2 separate regions of the Homo sapiens genome follow, and region 1 is linked to region 2. A link is a loop called in an ENCODE intact Hi-C map of the cell type or tissue named here. Cell type or tissue: GM12878. All regions are shown on one strand.

What was found. Hi-C counts contacts between places; a loop is a spot of excess contacts. Peaks named below come from ENCODE experiments on the same cell type or tissue, not always from the same donor. Only the 100,000 strongest peaks of a DNase experiment are listed, where the experiment ranks them.
Region 1: a loop joins it to region 2, with 8 times the contacts of the local background. A loop is called at or near these places in 39 of 110 quality-filtered maps.

The regions. Positions count from the first base shown.
Region 1 is chr14:22,470,400-22,472,899 of GRCh38, forward strand. The region is part of intron 2 of TRD-AS1 (TRD antisense RNA 1); the gene reads right to left. It also overlaps TRA. Among named protein-coding and RNA genes, the nearest start is that of TRD-AS1, 11 kb to the right of the region's middle. RefSeq lists enhancers at 794-1,295, 1,180-1,474, 1,296-1,795. In GM12878, a CTCF peak has its summit at 1,310 (motif pointing left); no DNase peak of the experiment used is centred here; H3K27ac peaks cover 289 bases.
Region 2 is chr14:22,313,379-22,315,878 of GRCh38, forward strand. It overlaps TRA and TRAV40. Among named protein-coding and RNA genes, the nearest start is that of TRD-AS1, 170 kb to the right of the region's middle. In GM12878, a CTCF peak has its summit at 1,001 (motif pointing right); a DNase peak (open chromatin) is centred at 1,023.

The DNA of each region.
Region 1 (2,500 bases), 160 kb after region 2:
GCTGAGATAGTGTTCAGAGTGCCCATGTACCTGGGGTGGCTGGAGCCCCTGAGCCAGCCCCTCCCAGTCAGGAGCACTACAAATACAGTTTTCCATGTAAGCCATCAATATGACAACAGTTGGGAGGCACTGCTGTGAAAAACAGAACACTGACTAACTCACTCCCCAAAATGCAGGAGTGTTCCTAGGAGTATTTCTAGAAGGTCCTTCATTTCCCTTTTTCCCTACATCCACTTCATCAGTAAGACCTGTCAGTTCTACCATGAAAATATATCTCCAATCCATCTACTTCTTCCATCTCCACTGCAACCACCTTCTATAAACACCATCATCTCTTACAGGGACTGCTTCAATAACCCACTAACTGGCCCCCTTGCTTCTGCTCTTGTCCCTGGACAATCCATTCTCCAGTTCTTCATAAAATGTACATCAGATGATGACAGCTGGACCTCCTTCCCAGGCCTGTAACATCTGCAAACGATCTGGCCCTTGCTTCCTCCCCAGCCTCACCTCACATCTGCTCCTTCTCTTTCTTCCCTTCAGCTGCAGTGGCCTTCCTTCTCGTCCTTTCTATGTCTCTCTTTTCTAGCTACCTGAAACTCTGTCTCCAATTTTTCACAGTTCTCAGCTCCAACTAAATTAGTCACCCATGCCACCCATAACCAACCTCAATTACATCTCTGTTCTTATTTTCCCTCACATCACTATCTGAAATCATCAGATTCATACATGTTTATTTTATGTCTCTCCCATCTCACCTCTCCCCTACACACACACACACACACACACACACACACACACACACACACACACACACACACGATAATATAAACTATATGAGGGCAGGGAGCTTATCTTTTCACTGATATGTCTCCAGCCCCTGGGCTTGTGTTGACCGCATCACAGACAATCAGTAAATATCTGTGTAAAAAAAAGGAATGCAATTTCTTCACTTAAAAACTCACCATTCACCTAGATTTAGGAAATAAAAATACAAGACACCCAGTTAAATGTGCATTTCAAATAAACAACAAAAATTTCAGTAATACGGGTAGCTGGGACATGCCATATTTGGAACACATTTATACTAAAAAAGTATTCATTGTTTATCTGAAATTCAAATTCCACTGGGCATCCTGTGTTTTATCTGGCAATGCTAGGCATGCAGAATACCAAAAGTAAGCACCAGGCAGGCCAGAGTCCCACCATGAGCATCTTCAGGGCCCCTGGATGTGGAAGAGGGATGTTGAGGGCCCAGGGGCTGCCTTGCCGGTGCATTGGCTGCCCAGGCCTGCACTGCCGCCTGCCGGCAGGGGTCCAGTCCACGAGACCCAGCTCCCTGCTGGCGGAAGTCCATTTCAGAGCTTCCGGTTCTCCCAAGTCCAAGGATTATGCTCACTCCCCACCCACAGTCTCTTAGTGTCTGTCCCTGCTCTAAAGATGTTGTCTGGGCTTGATATTAATATGAGAGCTGACTGTTCCCTTCCTGATCTAGACCATAACCATCTTCAAGTTAAATTGCTCCTCCTCTTCTAACTGCCCAACCTCACCCACGTCTGACCATACCCAAGCACAGAGAAGTGGGTTTAATGGACCTTCACACAGAAGGACACATCCTCTCCTATAATGCTTTACATGGAAGGTTCAGACATAACCTGAGTCCTGCTTGGGGTAGCATCATCATGACTCTCTTGCCCTGGTGTCCTTGCAATATTCCTTGAAAGGCATCCCTCCCCCAAGGAAGGGCAGGCACTGAGCACAGCAATGCAGTATAATGGCTAAGAGTGGGATCCCGGAGCCAGCCTGCTTGGGTTCACATCAGCTCCGGCTTTTACCAGTTGTGTGACCTTAAGCATGCCCTAACTCTCCAAGTCTCAATTGCTCCATCTGCAAAATGGAGATAGTAATAGCTTTTCTCACAGGACTATTGGAAAATTTAGTGAGGTCACACATGCAATACACCCAGCAGATAAATGATCTATGAATGTCAGGTATTGCTGTTGCATATTTAATTTAAATGTTGCCATTTTTATTAAATAGACATATGAATAGAGTTCCTAAGAGTGTTACTCTCATCAATGCTGCTCAGGGAAAAGATGCTGAGTAAATCTAAATTTTAAAGTTGCAAAATCTAGCAAAAGATTGTTGATATGTTGTATCAATCAATGGTTAAAAAAAAAAGACTGACATCTTTAATTTGCTTTCAGTGCTGCAAGCATGTCCTAGAGCTCCGTGATCCCCTGAGACCTGTGATCCTCTGAGACATGAGCCAGCTGTGCTCTCCCCAAGTCCCTAAGAGCATTAGGAGCATGAGAAGTGAGCATTCCAGCCCCTTGTTCTTATGTCTTCCAAACATTGTAACAGGCTTGTTCATGAGAGGCCACAATGCATGATCAAGTGACCCCACCACTGAGGAATAGGAGAAAGCCTCAAGATTCAGTGGCCCACTAAGGACGTATTGCCCTAAGTTTCTCCAACCCATCTTCCTATTGGCATCTGG
Region 2 (2,500 bases):
TATGGCACCATGAGTCTTGAGCCATTTACTATGTAACCAGAAATAAAGACTGCAAATACTCAACTGTAAGCCAAGCCACTTCTAGTCTAAGTGCAAGATTGCATATTTGAAGAGAAATATTTCCATTTCTGAGAAACCAGATAAAATTATGCCAGGACTGAGGAAGAAAAAAAGAGAAAAAAAAAAAGAGCAGTCAGGAAAAAAAAAGCAGTCAAAAAAAAAAAAAAAGAACAAAGTTAAGTAGACTTTGCAAAATGACTTCAATTGAATTACACCATCATTATCAAATAAATCTTCAAGTCCAGATAAAAAAGGAATAAGTGTACCCTCAGCACTACCCTTTTCTAGAAGAGAGAACCAAAAATATCTTGATTCACTACCGTTTTCAGTGAAGAATATTGCAAATGTGAAAGATGGTAATAACAGGAGCAATCAAACAATAGACAGTCCTGAGAGGTTACTGCTCTTTTACTGTAAAGCTAAACTTTGAAATGTGAATGCTAAGTCTTTGTTAACACAATTATAATAATAATTACATTTTAGATAGAATTTCATATTTATTCTTGCATTGTTGAAGTTAATTCTATTTTTTGATATTCAGATTCAGCTTTAGCTTCCCCCAGATATTGACTTTAACATCTCACCATTCGGCATTTGGTCACAATGTGTGTTCAGTGGACCATGTTTTAAGGAAATAATTAGACGTATGAAGAGGGTTTATGTAAGCATAGATTTATCACAATGTTGTTTGTAAAAACTGAAAATATTGAAACAACTGTCTAAAATACTGACATGTTGTGATGTCTAAGTTCTAGTGGAAATTATTCTCCCTTAGAATAAGTGTTGTAGCGATAACAGACTTAGGAGTGTGGTGAGTCCCCTTTGCACAAAAAGACCACCTCACACCCAACATGACTCTTAAGAATGAGGACAGTAGTGAGGACACACTGCAGAACACTGAGAGGCAGATGACGTCTTATAACCTGTTCATTAACTTGCCACTTGGGGGTGCTATTCACCAGTGAAATCATAATTTATGCATGAATTCTGAGTACAACTGTGAATCCTCACTTCAACAGTGATGCCCTCTGCTAGGCCAGAGACACTAACAATGAACTCCTCTCTGGACTTTCTAATTCTGATCTTAATGTTTGGTAAGTACATTTTATTAAAATTTTTTGTATTATTTCAAAATAATAAATACTTCTCCAAAAGATACAACAACTCTGGCCAAACCCATAAAATCAGTACTTTTTTCCCCCTACAGGAGGAACCAGCAGCAATTCAGTCAAGCAGACGGGCCAAATAACCGTCTCGGAGGGAGCATCTGTGACTATGAACTGCACATACACATCCACGGGGTACCCTACCCTTTTCTGGTATGTGGAATACCCCAGCAAACCTCTGCAGCTTCTTCAGAGAGAGACAATGGAAAACAGCAAAAACTTCGGAGGCGGAAATATTAAAGACAAAAACTCCCCCATTGTGAAATATTCAGTCCAGGTATCAGACTCAGCCGTGTACTACTGTCTTCTGGGAGACACTGTGTTAAAAGCACAGTGGGAGCTATACAAAAACCTCAAAGGCTCAGAGGAAGTATGTAGTGAGGCTGGAAAACCCAGGTTGTAGAGCCCTGTTCTCTCTTTCACAGACAGTCCTGTTAAGACATTATTAGAAGATAAGGAAAATCAAAATCAGATATAACTGCCTCTAATTCCAGGGGGCACAGGGGTTTCTTTGACAGAAAATGGGGTCAGGGAAGAGGGTCTCAGATGATATCCCTGCTCTCAATTAGGTCAGTTCTCTCTTGTCCTTCAGGCTTTCTTGCATGATGTGTAGGAATTAGAATATGATGACTTGGATGTCAGTCCTGGCTCTACTACTTATTAGCTATGCAAATTTGGCCAAGTTAATTGATGTCTCAGAGCTTTAGTTTTTTTCACTTGTGAAGTAGAAATAAAAATAATCACACAAATTTAGCATGGAGATAAAGTGGAAAAAAGGTAGGTTAGGAAGGGGCAGATTAGTACTCAAAGCATTTCTGGAACTTGCAAGTCCCACCGTAGCAGTTCTGCTCTCTCACAGCAATCTCTCTGCCTAGTGCTGACCATCCTAACAGGGCTTGGCATGCCCACTGCTTTGTCACACCACACCACACCCCACGCCACGCCCAGCCCCAGGCCATTATGATCAACATATCATCTTTTCTCTCACAGGCTCCTACTGACACTACACACAAAAATTAACTCAAAGTGGATCATAGACCTAAATGTAAAAACTAAAATTGTAAAACCCTTAGAAGAAAACATAGCAGTAAATTTTCATGATCTTGGGTTAAGCACTGATTTCTTAGATGTGACACCAAAAGCACAAGCAATAAAATAGAACATTGATAAGTTGGACTTCAACAAAATTAAACTTGTTTATGCTTCAAAGGACACCATCAAGAAAATGAAATGATAACCCACAGAATGGGAGAAAACATTTGCAAATCATATGT